3 separate regions of the Mus musculus genome follow, and all the other regions are linked to region 1. A link is a loop called in an ENCODE intact Hi-C map of the cell type or tissue named here. Cell type or tissue: left cerebral cortex. All regions are shown on one strand. Region 1 holds the start of Sox3 (SRY (sex determining region Y)-box 3). Region 2 overlaps Gm14664 (predicted gene 14664). Region 3 holds the start of Gm715 (predicted gene 715).

What was found. A loop is a pair of places that touch in the nucleus more often than their neighbours do. Peaks named below come from ENCODE experiments on the same cell type or tissue, not always from the same donor. Only the 100,000 strongest peaks of a DNase experiment are listed, where the experiment ranks them.
Region 2: it touches region 1 in a loop (8-fold over the local background); 3 of 42 quality-filtered maps call a loop at or near these places.
Region 3: a loop joins it to region 1, with 2.7 times the contacts of the local background. A loop is called at or near these places in 2 of 42 quality-filtered maps.

Annotation. Positions count from the first base shown.
Region 1 is chrX:60,887,690-60,895,689 of GRCm38, reverse strand. Sox3 (SRY (sex determining region Y)-box 3) reads left to right here and starts at 2,260. Exons shown (of 1, transcript NM_009237.2): 1 at 2,260-4,324. The coding sequence starts at 2,260. The coding sequence ends at 3,612. Gm38438 (predicted gene, 38438) reads right to left here and starts at 2,037. Exons shown (of 3, transcript NR_155290.1): 1 at 1,938-2,037; 2 at 809-1,088. In left cerebral cortex, no CTCF peak of the experiment used is centred here; DNase peaks (open chromatin) are centred at 3,027, 3,487, 3,760, 4,568 and 2 more places; H3K4me3 peaks cover 1,138 bases.
Region 2 is chrX:61,038,698-61,046,697 of GRCm38, reverse strand. Gm14664 (predicted gene 14664) reads right to left here. Exons shown (of 3, transcript NR_155291.1): 2 at 4,790-4,956. Among named protein-coding and RNA genes, the nearest start is that of Gm14664, 31 kb to the right of the region's middle. In left cerebral cortex, no CTCF peak of the experiment used is centred here; a DNase peak (open chromatin) is centred at 3,352.
Region 3 is chrX:60,544,192-60,552,191 of GRCm38, reverse strand. Gm715 (predicted gene 715) reads right to left here and starts at 4,184. Exons shown (of 1, transcript NM_001271548.1): 1 at 2,975-4,184. The coding sequence starts at 4,173. The coding sequence ends at 3,343. In left cerebral cortex, no CTCF peak of the experiment used is centred here; DNase peaks (open chromatin) are centred at 4,041 and 4,739; H3K4me3 peaks cover 1,290 bases; H3K27ac peaks cover 564 bases.

The DNA.
Region 1 (8,000 bases):
AACGGCTTACTTGGGTCCTAAAACTTGGAAAGAATCCTGACATCTGTCAGGCTACTGGACGCCAGGCTGCGAGTCGGTTGGGTAGTTTCCTAAACGGCTCTTCACTTAGCAACAGCCTCAGGGGCCTGGTGGAGGGGGGGGGGGCGACGAGAGAGGGCGTGAAGAGGGTGCTGGGAGGGCAAGGGCCAGCGCACATTGGTTTTTTTAGGGGACCATGGGTGTGCCTGAGAAAATCTTGAGTCTGTCAGCCAATTTACCAAGAAAACGAGTGCAGGTGGGGCCTGCTGAAACATTCCCTGTTCTGAAACATGTTTTCCAGCTCAGCCGTGCGTGTGCGTGCACACTTACTAACATAGATCCCCACACAGTCTCCAGAGACTTTAAACCCCCTACACCCACCTAATTTACTGATATCCTTGGCAGGAAACGGCTCAGACCAGGTAGAACACAAACTTAAAAGGAAGGAACCAGGACCACAAACTTTCTGGAACTGATGCCGGCTAGAAAGCAAGATTCGGGTGCCAACGGACCCTGTGGCCACAAATGGACAGAACTGGTCTGCGCCCTGCAAACGTTGGCGGCTTACTTTTTAATTAGTGCATGAGAGAAAGAGACAGAAGCCGGGAGTACAGGCATCCCAAATCACCTCATTTAGTATTATCGCTGAAAAGCTAGACGCCTGGAATTCTCTCTCTCTCTCTCTCTCTCTCTCTCTCTCTCTCTCTCTCTCTCTCTCTCTCTCTCTCACACACACACACACACACACACACACACACTTAGGGCATGTGCTTTTCTTTAGGTTTCCCACCTTTCCACCAAGCTAAAGGAGGAAGCGGGAATCCAGTACTGCGCGGACACCTTATTTCGGTTTCTGCCACATCTGCCCAGATGGCTTCCTATTCCCTCCAGCAGCCTCCGAGGGCTTCAAGAGTTTTCAAACGCCATGCCACTTGCTTGAGCTGGCAGCGGAGAATGTCCGGGTTCCCTCTCCGGGCAGCGGAGGTTTCTCTAGATGGTAGTCCTTGGCAGATAACCCAACAAAGTGCCTGAAGGTCCCACTCTGCTTCTCCAGCCTTCGGTCAGAAAGGCTGTAAAACAAGAAAGGAGAAGCAGAGTCTGTTAGCACAGCCCGCTTGGGGGGGGGGGGGAGCGCGGCTGCGTGCCGAGAGCCGCTCGCAGCGGTCGTAGCAGGTGCGCGGTCGGAGGAGGGGCGGTGCACCCGGAGCAAGGCCTAGGCTCAGCTCCGGCCACCCCCCCCCAAACTTTTCTTTTACTGCGAGAGGCTCCGTGTTGCCATGAAAACGGATTTTCCAAGGGGCCCGACCCTCCCCCTCAGGAGCATCGGACTGGAAAACCCGAAATGGCCAGACAGCAGAGACAAAAAGGGGCCTCTAAGCAGGGGCCCAGAGCGAAAAAGTGAAGGCTCGTTCGCCCTTTGCATCCTAAACCCGCTCCCCAGGAGCTACGTTCGAGCGCCTCCCCCGGGCACAGGCCGAGGCCACTCCCCACTCGCACTGGCAAACCCCCCATGGAGCCTCACAGCCAGGTGCGCTAGCAGTCCCGCTCCCCGGCCCCCGCCCCTCTCTCGGTCCTGCACGCAGTGGCCCTCGGGGTGGAGGGTTCAGGCAACCGGCTACCATCAATTCCAAGGAAGGCTTCTCAGTGGCTCAGCGTAGCGCACCTCCGTTATACACTCAACGTCCCAAGCATGCCTGGACTGCTAGAGGTCCCCAGTGTCCTTAGCGCTGGCAACAGCAGGGTTTGGAGGTCCTCCGTGCAGACGGCGGGCGGGGAGCTTTCCAGGTGGGCCATGGGATGGGGCGCTGGTCAGCCTAGTCGAGTCTGCAAAGTTGTTTCCGAACCCCGCGGGCGCTCCTCTGCCCCTCCTCCCCCCAGTCTCGCTTGCTCGCGCGCCCTCTTCCCCCCTCCTCCCTCACCTCCTCGGGTTTCTCGCTCTTTCAAACTTTTTGAGACCCTAATTGGTGGTCTCAGAGCGGGTCTCGTGGACTCCCGCCTCCTGAAAAAGCTCTCATCACGTCACTCGACCCAAGAGGGGTCTGGAGGGTGAACGAAAGGGCTCCCCGAACTTTTTTTTCCAAGCTGGGCCACAGGGGGCTCGGTGTTGATTGGCCAGGACTCATCACGGCGAGCCTGTCAATCACGAGGCCCACGGGTGGTGAGGGGGCGGACCGAGCCCCAACCCTCCCGGATCTGAGCAGGTATATAAGGGACCGGGCAGGCTTCCCGGGCAAGCTGCGAATGCGACCAGCTCGAGAGAACGCATCAGGTGAGAGAAGCCCGCGAGTTCCCGCCGACTTTGCGCGGAGCCCTTCGGCTAGCCTGCCCTTCCCGCCTGAGCTGCCGGCCCGCCGGCCCCTGAGCACCACTCCGACGGAGTCCCCCGGCCTTTTCACGGTGGCCGCTCCAGCCCCCGGAGCGCCGTCTCCTCCCGCCACGCTGGCGCACCTCCTTCCCGCCCCGGCGATGTACAGCCTGCTGGAGACTGAACTCAAGAACCCCGTGGGGCCGCCCACCCCAGCCGCGGGCACCGGCGTCCCCGCAGCTCCCGGCGCTGCAGGCAAGAGTGGCGCGAACCCAGCCGGCGGAGCGAACGCAGGCAACGGGGGCAGCGGGGGCGCGAACGGCGGCGGTGGTGGTGGTGGCGGCGGGGGCAGCGACCAGGACCGCGTCAAGCGACCCATGAACGCGTTCATGGTGTGGTCCCGCGGGCAGCGGCGCAAGATGGCCCTGGAGAACCCCAAGATGCACAACTCCGAGATCAGCAAGCGCTTGGGCGCCGACTGGAAACTGCTGACCGATGCGGAGAAGCGGCCGTTCATCGACGAGGCCAAGCGACTGCGTGCGGTGCACATGAAGGAGTACCCGGACTACAAGTACCGGCCCCGCCGCAAGACCAAGACGCTGCTCAAGAAGGACAAGTACTCGCTGCCCGGCGGCCTCCTGCCCCCGGGCGCCGCCGCAGCCGCCGCCGCTGCCGCCGCAGCCGCCGCCGCCAGCAGCCCGGTGGGCGTGGGCCAGCGCCTGGACACGTACACGCACGTGAACGGCTGGGCCAACGGCGCCTACTCGCTCGTGCAGGAGCAGCTGGGCTACGCGCAGCCCCCGAGCATGAGCAGCCCGCCGCCGCCACCCGCGCTGCCTCAGATGCACCGCTACGACATGGCCGGCCTGCAGTACAGCCCCATGATGCCACCCGGCGCCCAGAGCTACATGAACGCCGCCGCCGCCGCTGCCGCCGCCTCGGGCTACGGGGGCATGGCGCCCTCCGCCGCGGCCGCCGCCGCCGCCGCCTACGGGCAGCAGCCCGCCACCGCTGCCGCCGCGGCCGCCGCCGCCGCCGCCATGAGCCTGGGCCCCATGGGCTCCGTGGTGAAGTCGGAGCCCAGCTCTCCGCCGCCCGCCATCGCTTCGCACTCGCAGCGCGCGTGCCTCGGCGACCTGCGCGACATGATCAGCATGTACCTGCCACCTGGCGGGGACGCGGCCGACGCCGCTTCTCCGCTCCCAGGCGGCCGGCTGCACGGCGTGCACCAGCACTACCAGGGCGCCGGGACTGCGGTCAATGGAACGGTGCCGCTGACCCACATCTGAGCTCCGGCCCGCGCTCCCAGCTCTTCGCCCCCACCCCGCCCCACACCCCCCACGTTGGGACGCCTTGCTGTTTAGCTTTGCTCGCCTGGGACCGTTGCCTTGTACCGAAGATGAGGAGGACCGAAAGTTTGGCCGTAACTGTCGGGGTTTTGTACAAAAGCGAGAAGTCCCGAGCAGCGGAAATGGGACTTGCTAGAGCCGCTGGCTTCTGACCACTGCCCCTCCCTCCCCCTCTGGCTGGGAATCGCTGTGGTGTTTGCGGAGAAACCGCGGCCCCTTCCTCTTCCCGGATTCCTAGGTTCTTCTGTTGCAGTTGAAAATGTCTTGTTAGTTTGCTATTAATCGAGAACTGAGTGAGGTTGCCCGCCCCCAAGAACTGCAATGCCTCCACCCCCAGTCGTATTGCTTCTGTTTTCCTCTGGCTTTTTTTTGGGGGGGGGGTGCTGGCCGCGCCAATTGGCGCGACAGCTAAAGCCAATGTTAATTTATAGCCAGGTGTGCGTGTGTTTCCCGCCTTGCCGCCCCTGGCCGCGGGACAGCTCTGTCCAGTGCGCGTTTAGGCTGTTGAGTTTGTGATTTCTGCAGTGATCTATTTGCTATTTCGTGTACGCATTTCGTTCGGGTGGTGGGGAAGGGGTTATTTTGTTCCAGGTTTTTTCAAAGTTTTGTTCTTAATTGCTAAGTGAGAGATCAATAAATTTTATAACCAATATGCTGGAGTCCTGATAATTTTGCGGGTCCGAAATTTGAAGTGCGGGTTGGGAATGGGGATAGTCTTAGTTTTATAACTGAGTTTGCAGACCTGGGCGGGGGCGGGGGGGGGAGCATGATGTAAAATGATTTCCTTTAAGCTATTGGAGATCCAAGCTACAACCGCCCCCAATACTCTCAAGTGGGAACTAGTCTCAAGTGGAGAAAACCTCTGTCTTCTGGGAGCACCTACCCAGAGGCAGCCCACGCTACCTGAGCCGCACACCCCACGCGCAGTCTTGCACTTGTTGATTGCGGTGGTGAGTGCCCGGGATCGAGTGTCTGCTTCCGCAGCGATGCAGAGCGGGAGGCAGACACCTGCGGCTGCGGAAGACTTACCAAAAGCTGAGCACTTTTACCTCTGTGCACTGGGGCGGGAAGATACTCGCTGAGTTGAAATATTTACAAAACGAAAGCCCTTCGGAAATCTCAATGATCGTCTTTAAAATAAATGGTTACAGACGTCCCCCTTAAGGAAATGAGTATTTCCACCGCGGTAGCTAACGCGGGAGAGTGAGCGCTCAACACCGAAAGATTGGATTTTAAAAGTTAGATGGTAGATGGGTCAGAGTTGTACAACTCCTCCCAAGGCTTGCTTTGAACTTGTCAAAGCAGTTTACTTACTTGTTTTCTAGAAAGAGGCTCCCTCTCATGTCGAGCCTAGAGCTTGGTTTTTACTTCCCTTTTCCTACTTTACTCCATCCCATAACCACTGACCATTCCATGGTACCACCCCTAAGGGTCCTTCGAGTCGTATGGAGCCCCAGCGTAGCTGTTTGGAGCCTAGGAAGGAAACAAATAGAACCCGTGTTTTTAACCCCCTCCTCAGCTGTTTGAGGTGATTTCCTTAATCCCTTTAATCCTGTTACCTCGCTATCCCAGAATAACTAAACTCGGCTTTTCCAATAAGCTTGGCCTGGTGCACTGTTTTTATCCTCATCCACTCCTGACCACAGGTTTCTTTGCTTGAGGTCTGTTGGGACCATAGGCGACAGTCCTCTGTAAATTGGTCCGAATTCCACGTTTCCAGCCAGCTTCCTTTGTGTGGACCAGCCATTCACCTGCGGGTCTGGGCGGGCCCCAGGGGGAGGGGCGGGGGTTTCTGAGGCTTCGGGGGTCGTGCCCGCTTTTTACACATCACTGCAGATCCCGGAGACTAAAGCCACCCCGCCTCTCCAAGAAAGGTCGGGTCTCCCTGGGAAGAAGTTTGCACAGCCATCCCCACTCCCGACACACACCCATCCCCCACTGTCCAGCATGAGGTGGGAGGGGGCCAGGGTTGATTTACAGATGCAGTCCCATCGCCCTCTTCGCAGGGCTCTTCCTGGGCCTGCTGTGTTCAGACTGGGCCTCTTCCCTCCTCTCCTCATCCTAAAGCTATAGACCTCAAGCCCCTCTTGACCGATGGGAGCTTCCATCCTTTACTGCAGTGATTGGAGCAAAGCGGCAGGCTGCCTGGTAGGCGAGACTCTGCCCCCATCCGCCCCCCCCCCCCCGCCAAAGTCCCAGTAGGAAGCTTGTCATACCTACCACCATATTCCAATTTTTCGGTCTTTGGCCTTAAATAAAACATCTGCCTAAGGTTATTCTAGATTTTGCTCTGAAATGACTCCAGGAAAGGGTGGGGTACAAACAAGCAATGCCCCCCACTGAGGGGGCGGTGGAAGAGGGGGAATAAACTCTGACACTGCTTCTTTGGAAGAGCTCATTGTGCTGCTGCCTTCTTAGAAGTGCCAGGGTCACCCTTTCAGCATGTCGCACATACTGCACTCTCTCTCTCTAAATATCCATGGCTTTGTGCTCCACTTTGTCTGATTTCCAAATTGCCTTTAAGAGAAGATTTCATCAATCAGTACATTTGGAGGATTGAAATACAGATGAAAGATAATGTTTTTAAACTTCAGCAATAGGGAAGAGAACCAGACTGAAGTGGGATGAAGTTTCCGTTCTCTAACCCGGAGCGCTCACACCAGAATCTGTCCTCCTCTACACTGCTCTGTCTACCAGGGACTGCTCCTTAATCTGTTTTTATAGAGTTGCGTTTCTGATAAGGCTTAATTCAAAACAGCAACAAAATCAACACGTGCCCAGACTCCAATCCCTTCGGCCTTCTCTGGCAGGTTTTGTCACCAAAAGGGGAAATGACAGTGTTCAAGGTTGCCTAGCTAGTTCCAAATACAGCCTAGTGGAGAACCAGATTCTCAGGTCCCTGGGAAGGATTCATTTTGCTCTGCCTGCCACAAAAGGAAGACAGAAGCCAAGGAAAGCTTAGCCCCAGTTGCCTCTGCAGCCAAAATCCACCAAGACCTGTGGAGAAAAGAGGTAATTCTGGAGATAGTAGGCTCTGCTTGGGCCATGGCATGTACGAGGAAAACAGATCCTTACCGACACAAAAGACCAACGTCTTTTAGTTTCCCTGCCAGGACCACAGCTATTTTTAGTGGGAATTATCCTGCTAGAGATTTGCTTTCCTGTCCTGACACTACATCATTTTCCTTATTAATTCCCCTCCTAGACGTCCACATGGGTGATGCTGGGTATTCAAAGTGCAGGCAAAGAATGCTAAGCAACCTTGTCTGTCATAGCTGTTCTTAATACTAGTTATAACCGCCTCACATGTCCAGGAACCAGGAAAGAGTAAGTATGATTTTTTTTTTTAAAAAATGGCTGCTGTGTAATTATCACAAACATTTATGGAGTAATTTAAATAACACACTAAACCATCCGAATAGCAAGAGAACAATATGTCAGAACTCTTATTTAGCAAGTATGACCTTGACTATTTAAAAATAAGTATATATGACAGGAAACATGCAAAAAGGGCAGTAGTCTGAATACTGGCAAGTCTTCTTTATACTCTTTAATTTTCTCTAATATGATTATATTTCTGTTATCAGGAAAAAAGGCAGGTTTAAAATATATGCCTTCCCCATTATGAACACTGAAATGCGTCTCTTGTAAAAGAAAGTTCAAACCTTTCCTTCAGCTGTTTTGGGGGATAGGAGGGGGACGGGGAGCCCCAGGAGGAATAATCCCCTAGCTTTTCTCTAGGGCTGATGCTGCAGTTAATAGAGGCAGGAGGAGCTCACCAGAGCAACCCCCTGCCAGGTCCGCTCCTCAGAAAGCAGGAACAGAGGCAGATTAGTGACTGGCTCATCATTCTTCAGACTCACTCACTGGAGAAAAGGACCTCCTTTGGAGTCATGCCTAACAGTCTTGGATTGCAAGGAGCAGGGGCCACCAGGGTCCCCCAAGATCTATGGTCACAGGTGGTCCAGCAGCTCGTGCTGTTTTCTTGGGAGAAGCAAAGAGCAAGTCTGGGGATGGGATAGTGATTGGAGGAAGAGGGGACTAGGTGAGCAGCATTTTCTTCCTGTCAGCCGCCACCATCTTCATCCCTCCCTCCATCTCTGCCTGAGCTCCCACCTGTTCTCTGTGCTTTCATTCTGCTGCCTCTGTCCCAAACTAGCTCCCTAGCATATGCGCATAAATTCCATTATGCTATTTCCCTTTGCAAATAAGTTTCTGCTAGTTTCCAGGACAGAGATTTTAGGGGGAAAATCCTAACTATTGCAAAGTTTTGTGTGATCAGTTTCTCTCTACCTTTCTGAGCTTAACTACTTTTATTTTACATATTT
Region 2 (8,000 bases), 150 kb before region 1:
GCACTACATTTTTTATTTTCTTCAGTAAGTCTTCACTTGTGTCATATTTGTTCCTTAAATCCAAAGTTGACCTATCATTCAAGAACTAGTCAAACTCTTTAACAATACCAATAACAATGACAGAAATATCACATGGTACCCCATTGTGTTAATCAGCCTTCCCTTACTATATAAATGCCAGAGACAGTGAATGTGTACTGTTTGAAGGTTTCAGTTGATGGCCAATTGGCCTTGATGTCTTTTGCAACTGTGATGAAGCAGGACATCATGGAGCAGCATGTGGTGGAGCAGGCACTTACTTTGTGGCCAAGATCTGAAAGCAGAAAAAGTTCAAGGGCCAGGTCCCACTCCCTCCTTCAAAGGCATTCCTCCAGTAACCAAAAGACCTCCTACCAGGCTCAAGCTTTTATAGATTCCATACCCTCCCAATAGCTGGAAGCTGTGCACCAAGCTTTTAACACACAGGCCTTTGGAGATTACTCCAGACCCAAACATTAATATACAAAATCAACATATGTTAATAAAACATAAGGATTTCAGAATAATAATCTCTAGAAAGAAACATAAAAGGACTTACTTGAATGTAACTGTATTAATATACTGAAGGATACAAACCATGGTAAGGCTGGACCATGCTTTGGAAGAGTTCGTTTTCTAGAGCTTTATCTTAATCTAATCTAATTTTCTTCCTAACACTGGAAAATATCAATCTAATCATTCACTGGCGCAAGTAGATGGGTAAGATTAGTCTTTAGAAAAATATTAAGATATTAATATTAAGATAGCAACATGCATGCCCTATAAAAGTATCAAAACATTTTTATTGCAGTCATTGGAACAGGGAAGATACAGTGAAGCCGCAGCAGCGCAACCACTATGACTGGCTTTTACCATGTGGCCCAGGGATCCACACTCAAGATGCACATGCGTGTCCAGCAAGCACTTTAATGGCTAAGTCATATTCCTAGGCATTGAATGGTATTTTTTAATGCAAAAATTCTATGATAATTATGAAAAATGCTTTTCTTCTATGTGCCCTCTATATACTTTAGTTTCCGTTTTCTAAAGAAGATCATATGGTGTCATATGGTGTAAATAGCCTATGTTGTCCAGAGACCAGGTTGATGTGTGTGCCCTGTGCTGGCCGCAGAAGGCTATTGATAGTGTCTGACGCCCATGCACAGCAGATGGCTGTGCTGATGTCCGTAGTCTGTACTGCCACCAGAGTCCATGGTATGTGCTGAAACAAGAAGCCTTGTGGATGTCCATGGTCCATGCTCCCACTGACCATAAAGGACAAGGAAGTGACTTTCGCAGAGGTATCAACAATTACAGACTCACAGTGGAGAATGAGAGACATAGAAGGCTTCTGTGACAAACTCTCCCCACTACACTAACCCACCCCCTAAATGAAATAGCCTTGGCAGTAAGGCCCTGAAAAGAACTCTTAAAAGTTGTGATAAGGATGCTGAAGTGTATCTCTTTTCCCAATATGTGTGGGTGGGGGTGGGGAAAAGCTAAGTTTTCCTTGAGCAGCAGGTCACTTGAAGTTTTACCATGCTCCAGTGGTGTATGGGCAACACAAACTGGACTTCGTATGATTTCTCCATCTCCTCCTTTTTTCGGAGGAGGTCATAAGGGTTGGAGGAGAGTGGACCCGAGAGTATTAGGAAGTGAGTGTGATCAGGGTGCATTATGTGAAATTCCCAAGTAACCAACAAAAATATTATGTTGAAAGAATAGTATAGTAGAGTCACAGTAACTGTTTAAAAAATTATTCGACTAAGAAAACATAAAACTGGAAAACAATTCAAAACATAAAACTTGAAAACAATTCACTTTTTTCCAAATCATGCATTATATACAGGACCCAGGTATTAACTGAGCCATCATTAGAGGCTGAGGCATCTGAGACCCTGTCTACACTGTCTCAGGGGAGGTAAATGCATGATCACAGGAGAAGGAAAAAAAGAAACACAAAAAAGACATTGGCTAGAGGTTTGTAAGGCAGAGGTTGAAAGGCAGGTAGGGAAAGGCTGAGGATGCTGGTACATGTGTTTGGCACCTTGGGACCTCTGACTTTAGGCTCATTAAAAGGCTAAATGATTTCTTGGAAGCTTTTAATCTGCAGTTCTGGATATATTGACCCTGTTGTATAGCCAATGGCTTTGGTGGGATCATTATAACATACCCATGACACAACGGAAAAACTGTTGTCTCCACTTTACACATGCAAAGAGCAAGGTCCAGGCTGGATTAAGCAAAAAAAAAAAAAAACACACACACACACACACACAGGAAAATGAGCTCCGCCAGTCCTTAGTGGGTGATAGGACTATGTTCAAGTAGCTAAGGTCAAAATTTCTTTTCTTTCTTTGTTATTTTCTGAGACAGGTTTTCTCTGTGTAGTCCTGGATGTCCTGAAATACATGCTGTAGATGTGGCTGGCCTTGAACTCAGGGATCCACCTATCTCTGCCTCCTGGATGATATATATATATATCAAGATCAAAGTTTCTTAGCCTAATGCTTTGTCACATAGGACTGCAGAGTCACCAAGATGAGAGAATTCACTCAAGACTGGTCATGACATTTTGTTGTCTTGACTTACAATTGCTTCTGAGGAGCACAAGGGTGGGTGCTGTGGTTCTGTAGGTCTCTCAGGTTAGTTTCCCATTCACCCAACTGCTCTTTCCCCGATTCTGCTCATACAATTTAAGATTTCATTTCTACATTTATCTTGACGCCTCATTGTTACTGCAATGTCTTTCTCAGCATAAAATGATCCCAATACAAATATTAATATAAATGTCCAGGATTTTTGGAATTTTTGTAACAAAAGATTTTTCCATTATACCAAAAGAATAGTGTGAAATTCCTGACACTGGTTTAAAATTTTACCTGTGAAAGATTTGGCTCCTGAGATCTTGGATGAGACTGGCACAGACCATATCCTCTTGGTACTGCCTGTGTGCACTTGCTATCATAATTGGAATGTCATCACTTCTGTTGCTCAAAAATTATGGTCAAAACTGGGGACACTACTCAGGTGATAGAATGCTTGCCCAGCAAGAATGAGGCTCTGTATGCTATCCCCCAGCGTTATATAAAACGTAGTAGGATGTTGTACACCCAAAGATAATCCTAGCAATTGAGAAATGAAGTCAGCATCAGCAGTGAAAGTCATCCTCAGATAGGAGTTCTCTCTCTCCGGAGTTACACGTGACGCTGCCTCAAAAACACATAGTTAGCTTTGGCAGAATATGACGAGGACATTCAAGAATTCTTCTAAACAACCGTGCATCCAGTAAAACCACTATTTCCTAAAAAGCAGACAGCAGAGGTCAGCAAAGCCCATTCTACTTTTTCTCCCGAGGAGAGAAAGGCCGGGCTTTGACTTTCATGTTGCCGATTTCAGACCCTTTTGCAGCCCCATCCTTCCTCTCAAGGCTCTACATAATAATTGAAAGATGGGCTCTCCTGGATAGAAAGAATGAACCCTAATCAGCCAGTATTACTAAATGAGCAGAAACAAAGCCATGGCTTTGGGGATGGTGCAATAAACACAAACACCACAACAGGCTTCCAGAGACATTATTTTGAAATGAATACGCTTCGCTCAGAGTTGATCAGAAACAGGTGATATAATACACAAACAAACACAAAGCACATATACGATATGTATCACACTTGACTAAGAAGACTGCAATTAAGGGCAGCTATTTAAAACTATAATTGATAATTTTTAAGTAAATATACCCTTGGAACCAAATGCAGATGGCAAACCCACTATACGGCTGACCCCTGGGCATGAAGAAGAAATAAACAGGAGGTACATTCCATGCTGTTAATTATTTTCACTGCTACAGTTGTTTGCTATATAATACAGGTCAAGGGGTTAGCCTGAAGCTTCTCCTAATATATTAGTAAATAAATTTGAACAGATTTTAATTTGCTAATGGAAAGGTCTGGGCCAGTTGCAAATAAGAGGCTACTTTGTCTCCCTCATTAGCATGCAACCAGGCCTATCTTTCCCATTCATACAAAATGTTACATTTCCATAAAGTGTAGTGTAATTTGTCAGGAAAAAAAAATCTGGGAACTATATTAGAATAAAGATAAATTTGTATCATGTGGTCATCCTCCACATAGAGTCTTTATGATAATTGCATGTCTAACACCTGCCTCTAAATAATACTGCCTGCCAAATAATGCCACTCAGAATCTTCATAGTATGTAAAAATGACCGAGAATAAAGCAGCTATTCCTCTGGATGCGTTTCTGTGTGTTTATACTTAAGAGCTATAGCCTTTATTGCTATTCAGTAGCATGTCCCAGGTTTTGTTTAGACCATGACTCGCTTTCCTTGAGGACTTAGGATCCTTCTGAAAGCTGGTATTCAAATACCAGGACAAATCACTGCTTGCTCTCTAACAAAAGCCCCAGAGCTTGAGGTAAAATGACCACATTGTCCATCATTTAATCAATTTGTATTCAGTGTCCCTCCCTCCACCCTAACCCTATTTCCACAGTCATTTACTTGATACACTAAAAACAATAACCAAAATTTTTAGGATTAGCCTTTCAGACTAAATCTGGTAAAGAACCCACATTCAAAACTTTGGAATCGATCTATTCTTTCTTTCTTTTTTGTCTTTTTTTGTTAGAGAAAATGTCTTACACAGCACAGGCTGGCCTTGAACTCATAGGGAAGAATGGCCCTAAACTATCGATCCTCTTGCCTTCACCTTCTCAATGCTGAAATGACAGGCCTGTACGACAACACTTACTTTATGGACTTCTGTGGTTCTGGGACTATTCATGAAGTGCAGAGATTGAAGCCAGGAATTCTTGCATGTAAGGCAAGCATTTTCCCACCTGAGATCATTCGCAGCACTAGAAAACAAATCTTAAAATATCCCTTCTCTCCATTCTTCCTTATGGTGAGCGACTTGACCTAGGAGGGAGGGAAAGAGAACAGGCCTGTACCCTTGCTTGCCCATCATCCCCAAAGCATCCCTCAGGGGCAGACTAAAGAAAGCCAGGTAAACTGACAGGCTCCTCAGTCAAACTTTAGGGCTCAGAAAGAGATATTGTGTACAAGAACCTAACAGAGTCAGGGAAGAGCAACAGTGGTCTCTTTAAAAGAGAACTTCAACTGAAGCTGAGGGAGCATGTCACCCTCCAGGATGATGGCACAGAAAAGCAGCAACAGGAAAAAAAATCTAAGAAAGCCAGTCATGTAAGGCCTGACAGAAAAAGCCCCTGAACTACACTTGCGTGGGCTTTTATTCCTTCATTTGGTTGGTAATTTAAATCTGCATTTTCTGACCAAAACTCTCAAACACATATATCATACTAGCCTAATACTCTGTAGTTTTAGGAAGCACTCTGCATATTCTTGCTGGATGAGATGTTTACTACAGCCCTGTGCAATTGGTAGGTGCAATGACTAACACAGCAGGGAGTTGGGTACTAGCCCAAAGATCACAAATTCCAAGCTCTCCACTGTCCTATGTCTCCAAAATGAAATATCTGAGAGTCCTTCCATAACCCAGAAGTGCTTCTCCACATCTTCCTCAGCCTTAGCTAAGTCCCCAAACAACTCTGCATCCCCCAACCCTCTTCTCTCAGCAAAGTGCATGCCTCTTATGCAGGGATGGGAAGGGATGTGTTTAGTTTTCCTGTTGATGAGCTCCTTGTGGGTAGAAGAGGAGCTGTAACTACCCCTTCATTTCTCAAAGATCTGACCCTATGCAGGTACAACCTAGTGATCTCTGGAATGACTAGCTAAGGTGCTGAAGTGGATTCACCTAAATCCCCAATATGGATGGTACAGCAGAACTTGAAATCCCCTGCTATTTGACCAAAGTGCAACTCAAAGAGAAGCGGGGTGGTGGGGGGCAGGGGGAAGAACCCTGTGCCTGTCTAGATTCTCCTAAAGGAGTCAGGCATCTTGCCCCCATCACTCTGTAGTTTTGGTGTCCTACTAAAAGACCACCTTGCAAGGGACCAAATTTAAAAAGACAAGCAAAAGAATAAGATAATGATTTTGTACTTAATAACCGCAACAGAGATACAATAATTAAAGAGGTCCAGGTAACAAAACGCTATTCTACTCAACAAGCACAGGCCCCATTCATGATGAGTACTCAGCCACTCACCTGCTATTCTATGCAAAAATTGAGGACCTTATTTTTAATACTCTCAATCAATACATTTCTGGAGTACTGTCATCTTCACATTGAAGAAGTGCAGTCCATTTTCAAAAGAAATAATTGCAGGCCACAATAGCAGAAGACACCTGTTTGGAGTACTGGAATCTTTTTAGCCGTTGTCCCCTCAGAAAATCTCATAATAAAATGCCAACAGGAAATTGACTGCTGGGCTAATGTGCACTGAGAGCCGTCCTCCAAAACCTGCTGCTGATCTATTAAGTAGCTAGCTGTTACCTGTCATATAGACTTAGCACTATATTAACTTTAACATTTGTTTCTCTGTGGCGATCCCTTCCTGTAGCATTCACTGCACAGTTTAGGTAACCGGACATAAGAAATGGACAGGAAGGAATGCATTTGTTAATCCTTATGGATTTCCAAATCTTTAAACCGTCCTTGGAAATTGGAGGAACGAAGCAGCATCCGAGGGCAGGCAGCTCAAGGATTAGATGAATATATGCCAAAGTCAGGTATTTTTAGTTCAAAATATCTTTCCTCCTGTTAAGGTAGGGAATAGACGTTCAAGACTCCCAACAGACATCTTAGGGAGTTCAATCCTTCATCCTTCGGCTTCAGCTTCCCAAGTGCTTCACGCTTTTTTCTATTGTCTATTTTTCATGTACATGCTAAGGCATTCCTCGTATACATTGCTGAAATGTCATTAAAGCACAATTTTACCTAAAATGTAGCCAGCTAATATGAGCTTCGGTGTTATTTCTTCACACATGCAAACAATTGAAAGGACGCTGAGGAAGATGCTGAATTCAGAGCATAGAGGATTGCTTCAGCTATTACACAAAAAATTGGGCCTTCAACCAGAAAATCTTGGAAAACTGACTTGCAAGGAAAGAATTAGGCAAGCCTGTAAACCCAATAATTGAAACACACAATAGGACATTTCCCCTCTCTTACAGTTACCTCAACTCTCCACTTAAATACAATGACGAGATCTGAGTGAGCATTTTAAAAGCAGACACGATTAAAGTTCTAAGTCTCCACACTATATTTGCCTTTATAGACTATTCATTAGCCCAACATGGTGGCACACACCTTTAATCCCATCACTCAAGAGGTAGATGCAGGTAGGTCTCTGTGAATTTTAGGCTATCCTGGTTGACATAGAAAGTTCCAGGCTAGCCAGAGCTATATAGCACTATAAAAAAAGGTTGCAAATCCAAGCAAAGTTGCAGGCTGGCAAGAAAAAAAAAACCCGAATACCAATATGATTAATGGACTTTTTGGCTAGAAATTCTGTTTATTCAAAGCCTGAAAGATTTATTATCCATTCCCATAAGATTAAAGGGTTAAAACTTCTTAGATTTTTGCTAGTATATTTGCCTGAACATACAAGTTGAACAGGTATAAAAACGTATAGAGGGTTGAAATTAAGTCACATAAAGCCACACTATATTCCAGCTACTTTTGATTTATTTGAGACAGGGTCTCACTTTATAGCTCTGACTGTGCTAGAACTCATTGTATAGACCATGCTGGCCTTGAACTCACCAAGGTCCTCCTGCCTCTGCCTCCAGAGTGCATAAAGATGTGTGCTAACATCTCATTCCTTTTTATAGGAGGGAAATAAAAAGTTTAGAGTCATTGCTGGGAAAGGTGCTAGAATAAACCTTCATTGAGTTATTTTATAAATGAATCTGTATGCCTGTGATTGATTGTATATGCTTGGCCCAGGGAGTGGCACAGTTGGGAGGCATGGCCTTGTTGGAGTAGGTGTGGCCTTGTGAGTGTGACCTTTAATACCCTTGTCCTAGCTGCCTGGGAGCCA
Region 3 (8,000 bases), 340 kb after region 1:
AGGCTGCATATGTGGCAGAGGATGGCCTTGTTGGATATCAATCAGTGGGAGGAACGGCCCTTGGGCCTGAGGGTTTCGATGCCTCAGTGTAGGCAGAAAGGCAGAAGTGGGTGTGTGGGTGGGGAAGCACCCTCACAGAGGCAGGGGGATGGGATCGGCAGTTTCCGAAGGGGAGACTTGGAAAGGGGAAAACATCTGAAATGTAAATAAAGAAAATATCCAATAAAAAAGAAAAAAATATGAGCTCCTTTAATCAATCACATATCTTGGGATCAGACTTCATGTTTCATACTTACAGATCCCTTCCTGAAAAGAGGTAGTTTTAGCGGACCCTCTCATTGACATTTGTAAGTCAGCTGGAGAGTGGCTTTGAAATGGCCAAATTCCAAATAAATAATCTTGCTCTCCCCCTCCCTCCCTCCCTTCCTCCCTTCCTTCCTTCCTTCCTTCCTTCCTTCCTTCCTTCCTTCCTTCCTACCTACCTCCCTCCCTCCCTCTCTTCTCCTCTCCCCTCTCCTCCCCCCTTCCCCCCCCCCGGAGTTGGTCATAGGACAAAAAGCTTACTCTCATCACTGCAAATGAAGGTAAAGGCACAAAATGGGTAATCATGTGAGAATAAGTGCATGGACATCAAGCACCTTTCTGAGGTAAGGTCCTTGGTCATACCTGGATTGAGCTGACGGCTCTAGTCATCTGCTCCCGTAAAATTTATGCGTTGTGTGGCCATATGAATCAGACACTGTACTGCTCATTCAGGATTACCAAAAGAAACAAGACAAACAAAATACCTGCTCTTGGTATTGCTTTTGGCATACGGTATTCCAACCCACACACCCATATACCTATTAAAATTACAGTTGTTTCTTAGTTAAATCTGTGCCCAGAATGCCTCACCGATTCCACCAGAAGAGTATCCTCTAGCAGTAGAAACAAAGAGAGAGAAAAAAATCAAGGGGGAGTCCATTTATATATCTTTAGAAAGAGATGCAGCTGGAACTGCAGAATGCCTTTTAGGCTTGAAGAAGCATCACAGAATCTTACTTGATGTGCTTTCTATCTTGTGTGGTTTGGAAGAGTTGTATGAACAAAGGCTTCCTAAAGAAATTCTTATCAGAGAGTCCATCGCCCCAGTCTGGGTTAAGGAAAGGTCAATAGCCCCAGACAAGAACATCTTGTAAGATGCTGAGCTGCCTCCACTCTGGTGGCTTGCTTCTGGACAGCAGGACACCTGCCAAAGCCAAACTTCCCAAAGTACTACTTGGATAGTGGTACTTGGATGGTACTGCTTGGCTCCAGATAGAATCTATGAATAGTCATTTGAGACCCCCTAAACTTTGGCCCCACCTCTCCTACCCAATATACTCAAATGGTACTCAATAATCTTCTTCCAAAGAAGGTTTGCCTACTACTCACTTTTCTGGACCCAGTTTAAATCCACCTTTTCCCAGAAGCTGTGGTTATACCAGAAAGAACCTCTTTTGAGCTCTACACAGCTTTCTCCTGTGCTCTTCCCAAGCTAGAAGTCCCTGCTTGGCTACATATTTTATCATCCAAGGCAGCATCAACTCTTTGAGGATAAGGATTATTTTTACGGTTTATATCTCTTCTCAGGATCTAAGACAGTCCCTCAGTGTTTACACAATGCAATACCAAGTTGTTTCTTTGCTTCTTTTTTCTATCAAGGAATTCAGTTCATAGTCTAGTATTCTTTTAACATATCGGTCAACTATAAATTTTATCCAAAGTCATATTAATGAAGTGGGAACAAATCTGATGTGAACTTAGAGGCAAGGTGCCTTTACTAAACCTGTAATGTTTTATTCACAGTCTTTGGAAGACTCTGGAGGAGATGTGGGGTTTTTTCATGTCCTACTCCTTCCATATTTTCCCTTCCACCACCTCCACCATACCCGTTGTACTGCATCATCACCCCCTCTCATTCAAAACCACACTAGCCTTTTAGATACCCTAGGACCTTTACTTCCATAGTCTCTCTGCACTTGCCCCTTCCCCATATTCTTTCAGGGTACTAGCCCCTGGTTGCAAAGTGTGGTCCTCAGGCAATTTCAGGAACTCTAAGGATGCTGTAGTACTTATTCAGAGTGATGGTCCTAAGTCATGAGTGTGACATATTTACAATTAATACACAGACTGTGATATTTATGGAAGTTTAAACTACATAACAGTAATCTTCAGCTCAAGTACAATACCAGGGTTTTATTTGCTGATTCCTACGCTTATTTTGTTGCCTTTGCTAAAATAAGTATGGACTTCAATATCTGACCAACTTGTATTTATAGAGGGAAAACACTCAGTGAGCTCAGCACTGCTGTGAACACTAGAAATTGGGACTTCATCTGCTATTTGAAATGACCCTAGCAGACACACAGTTCTATTTACTTAAGAAAAACTGGGGCTGGTGGGTATTAACAGACTTGTTCAAAATCGTCCAGCTACCTTGTGGAGCTAGGGTTCTATTGGTCCTTTCAGTAGAACAATACCATGGTTATGCCATGGTGTTCCCTTAAAGAAAGCCCAGCTCATTCTAATTTGTCTGCTACTCTAAAACTGAGTCCTCTGGTATGTAACGGTCGGGAAACCTTTTACATTCCTCAGCAGAAGGCTACCAAGGCCACCATCTTATTTGCACTCCTTGTCTTAAGGTGAGCGGACTCGGCCCATCACTTATTACTAGCCCAATCACTATGGCATCTATTCGAATCACCACCATCCAAAGCAACTTTTCCAAAGCGAGTAACAACCTAAAATATATTAACTCCATGGTTTCTTCCCAGAAATTGGATGCATGGTATAGTGGGGTAAACCCAGATGTCTAATCTTACATTTTGGTACAATGGATATGAATTGGCAAAGACTATCAAAGCAAGCAAACAAACAAGAAGAATAAAATTTTTTTCCAAAAACAAACAAATATCTATGCATTTCCCCTTTAAGAATTTAAAATAAGGTCACATTTATTCATTCAACAAACATTTATTGAGCACCAACAACTGTACTAGGTGCAAAGAAATAACAACTTGAACAAGATAAACCAGGCTCCCACCCTCACTGGATGTGTTTTGCTTTAAAGTCTAAATGATATTGCTAACTATGTGATATTTGATGTTCTGTAATAGAGTTATATTTTTGGAAAGTCAGAGTCATAGGAGGCCTCTTCTGGAATACTTTTAAATTTTTTTTATGGTAAACTTGATAGAAATCTTTAACTTAGAGAAGGAAGATCAGCAGTCTCTGGTATGGTTTCAACAAGCAAGTTGATGGTCAAGTTGACTGTCAAGCAGTAAGTTGGTGGATGGTGGGCAACCAAAGAAAAGAGGCAGTTTAGACCATTCGGTTACGCTTGTGCAATGGAGAGTCTGCAGAGCCATCACCAAACTGGGCAGAGGTGCGCTTGCGGACTCCCCCACTGTCCAGGAGGAGAGTCAGTTCTTCTGAGCTCAAGGAGTTAGGATCATTTTCGAGGAAGCTACTTTTCCATCGCCCACTGCTGGCAATACCTCCATCTTGAGATGAGGAACCTGGAGGGCCAGATCGCATGCTGATGCTTGCCATGGCACCACTGAGGCCATGGAGAGCAATGGCCTCGTGGAAGGGCTGTAGGTCGACGCCCACAGGTGTGCCGGACTCAGTGGCAGCAGCTTGAGTGGAGGCAGCCGCCGGTGGCCTGGGGGACATCCGGGGGGTGCGTGGAGGCTGGGGTGTGGGGGGAACTTTGCCACAGAGGAAGCTTATGAGGTCTTCCCGACGAATGATGCTCCTACCCTTCTTCACCCACTCCAGCACGTCTCTCACACGACGCTGGTAGCCAACCTGGACGCCCAGTTCAAAACTTCTCTGGTAGGCATCCCCGCTCTCTTTGTAGAGGCTGGTCACGGCCATGGCCGCGTTCTGGAAGGGGTCCCACATAGAGAGTCCTGGCTGCTGGCACCCGGAATCTTTGTAGAGCTGGGCCACTGCCGTGGCTGAGATCTGGAAGAGGTGCCAGAGCCTCTGGCGCTCGATCTTGAGCCCCGCCGCATCGGCAGCCGCCTCCTCCTGCAGCTCCGGGGACAGCTGCTCCGCCTGCTCCGCCTCTGCAAGGCACTGGCGCTCCCACTTAGAAAACCAGGGCCCGGCGACCTCGGCCTCACGGTCCTTCGGCTGGTCCTCCATCCCTCGCCGCCGCTGCCGCCGCCGCCGCCGCCGCCGCCGCCGCTGCCGCCTCTCCTCCTCCTCCTCCTCCTCCTGGCCGCGCGCCCCCCTCCCCTGGGGTCTCGGCCGCCGACTGTGCCCGCTGCGGCTCCTTCACCTCCGCCTCAGCCTCCGCCTCCGCCTCAGCCTCAGCCTCCGCGTCCTCCTCTGCCTCCACCGCAGCTCACCTCAGGCTCGGGGCCGCCCTCCGCCTTCCGCGTCCGCCGCCACCTTCACGGGCGCCCCTCGGCGGGCGGGCGGGCGCGGGAGCCGAGACTCCGACCGCTCGGGCGAGCGAGCGAGCAAGCGAGCGAGCGCCGCCCGGAGCTCTGGTCCCGCCCCGCCCCGCCCCGCCGGCCCGACCCGGCCCGGCCCCCGGCTGCAGCCTCCGCGGCCCGCCGGCCAGAACTCCAGCGCCGCCGGCGCCCCTGCGCTCCCGCTTCCGGGCTCGCGCTGTTCCCCGCCGGCCGCTCGCTGGCTCGCGGCACAGCGGCCTCCCCGCCTCCGCGGGCCAGGCCAGAGCCGGCCAATCCGCCCCGGCACTCGCTAGCGCCGCGCCTGCCGCACTGAGGGCTCGGAGGTGGCCCGCTGCAGAGCTCCCTCCACGCCGCGCTCGACCGGCGCGGGGGGCCCCTTTGCACACAATATTTTTTGGGTGGACTTGTCAGCTTCTTCCAAATGAGCTGGTGAAATTTTACAGCCCCGTGTTGTCACTGAGGATTAGGGGAGCAACTTTCTGTTGTTTTTCACATCTGGGGTGCTGATTAGGGAGGCTGAGGGGTAGAGTGGAAGACCCGTCCCTTTAGTGAACTAGACAGGCGATATGGACCCTTTGGCTTCTACACTTAGAAGAAACACGTGGCATAATTCGGTCAGTATTTTGTCGAGGGAGAAAAGGTAACTGCTCCTTTCTCGTCCTCTTAGGCCTCAGTTTCCCCAGATGCCCAGTGAGGAACCTTGTCTCTGAGGAAGACTTGAAGGTCTCTGAGAAAGACTTGAAGGTCATGATTGCGAAGCGCCCTGCTGTTCTCTCACAATACTTCTTTGGAACTAGTTGCATACTTCTCAGATTCTGAGAGGGATGGCCAGACATAGCACTGATCTCCTTAGTCTTACTGTAAAGGTTTGTATCATTTTAAAACTTGGGATGGTAAGGGGTTCTGTGTGATCCACTTCCAACTACTCAGGACACCAACATTAAGAAAAGGAGAAAGAAAATAACTGAAAACTAAAAAAGAACTTTCTACTGCAGCAGAAAATTCGGACTCTTTTTGAAAAGAAAGTAAAATAAGAATTGCCTAATTTCCAACACCCTAAAATTCCAGCTAGTTAAAATGCAATACCAAACTAAGCTGCAAGTTATGGGGGACTGTCTTTTCTTTGGACTCAGTATTAGTTCCTTTCTAATGTTGCAACCCATTTTCACTGCAAGCAATTCCAGAACAAACAAAACATGAAATTAAAGTTGAGCCAAGAATAACATCAAAGGGGGGAGGAACAGACATGTAATCTTTTTTTTTTTCAAATTTAGGGGAGGAAAATCAGAATTTTGTAGTTTCTAGTGTAGAATATTTTAAGTATCCAGAAAACCTTACAAATATAAATTTCAATCTTCTAGGAAAGTGTTTGATAATTCTTAAGTATTAAAATTAGAATGTGAAAAAAATGATGAGCATCATCATCCTGAAAAGAAATACATGTTTCTAAATGAAATCTGAAGGTCAAGAGGGAGAAGTAAGGGAGGTGGATGAACAGGAGGTAGAGGAGGAGGAGGAGGAGGAGGAGGAGGAGGAGGAGGAGGAGGGAAATAAGGAGAAGAGACTGTGCCCTTTCTCTACAAACCAGGCTTTTCACGATTCATTAAACCTTTTTTCCATATGTGTAATTGGACGCTTCTCATTTACATAAACGAAGGATGAGGCAAAAGACCTAAGATCAGCTCCCCAAGAGACATGTTTCTCATTCTCCTACATGTATACATGTAGATGTAGATGTATATGATGTATATGATATATATGTATGTATTATAGACATAAACCCCAGGAAGACAGAATTCTCTATACCTCCAGCTCCCACCAAACCAAAAACACTTCTTGACTGGAAAGTCAGCCACAGACCTACTCAGGGCGCCTTACAGCATTATCAGAGGCACATGTTTTTATCTTACTTTTTCCTAAGTGAAAAGCTTGTACCATAACCCACCCACCCCCACCTAGCCCCTCCCCCGCCTCTCTCTCATTCCTGATTGGGTTAAAAACCAAGAAGAAAGAGTGCAGTGTCTTTTAAAGAGTGCAACCCTCTGCTTGGGCTTGAGTTGTCTGGCTGGTATCCTCCATTCACTTGGTTTCAGCACCTGATTAATTAGTTAATTAGTACTTAGAGCTGACTAGCCCCCACTTGGCAATTTTCATGCCCTGCACAGTAAAATGTTGAATCCAACACTGAAATTTCTGTCACACACCCTAATTATTATCACCCCACTACTTTTAAAGCCATTGCACCAAATTGTTATAGACAGAGTTAGACAACTCTGGGAATATTTTCTCTCTGAGAATTCAGGATAGACTTAATATTTTTCACTGCTGTCCTGACACATTTAAGTAAAAGAATTAAATGAAAAAATCTAATTCAATTAGCCTTCAACTCTTCCCATTGGTGGGAAATGATTTTATACAGGAGAGATGCTAGAAGAATCACATCAAAAATGTTAATAACGTTTCATCAGTTTTCCAAACACTGAAGAACATGCTTATAGGACATGTCTATCTGACATTAGATTTCATACTAGATAGATGTCAAAGAATAAAACATAGACACAAAGTAGAGAGATCCTTTTTACTAACTGTAAGAAAATGGTGCTATGCGAGTGTGAGGATGATGCTTAAAATTTTTTACGTAGTTTCGGAATGAGTTTTCTATAGGAAAAAAAAAAACATTCTTTGGCCACTGCCCCATCCTTCCATAACTTTGATGTTATGGGTAAGGTTAAAATGGCTTTTGAAAACACTAGGATATGAACCTAAATGACTCTAATTTTTGGCACTTCTTGATGTACCATTACTAAAAAGGGACTGGTATATCAATGTTTTCCAATATTATTTGTGGCCATTTTTCCCTGGAAACAATCTTTCTATATCAGTACAGTGGGCTGCCTGCAATTGTAAGAGCTCAATGGTACACAAAACTGGATACACAACCTCACAGACCAGTAAATGGGTTGGACTGAAAGCAAAAGTAAACACCAACCTTAGGAAATGAAAGAAGTTAAAAGATAAGTGTTAAGGACCTTATTCTTTTTGGAGAATAAAACAAGATTTAGTAGCTTTCCACTTAATTTAAATGAAAAGAATCACTACCTTACATATTGCAGTGATAATGTAATGGGGAAAGAAAACAAAAAAGTCTTTGTACAAATGACACCTCCTATAGTTGTTGTGAAGAAACTTTTCCCCTTGGTATCTGCTAACAAATTCTAATTAATGCTGCACATTCCTTTACTGAAATCATTTAATGCGGAACAAGGGGGGTAAAAAGAAATGCTGAATGCTCGTGATTGCCCTGTTAGAATTATGGGAGTGAAAGCCTGGGGCCCCAAACTTACTGTCTATTAAAGCCAAGCTTTGAAAAAGAAATGCAACCTACAAAAGCTGTCAATCTCCCTTGCCCCTAAAGCCTGGGTTCACATGGATTCAAGTGACAGCCCTCCTCCCCCATGCACAATACATCAATCTGTCTCTCCCACAAGCACCCACAGCCCATTGTGCTAGCCGCAGGTGCCTATTATGGCACCCATGGCTGCCTCCCACAGC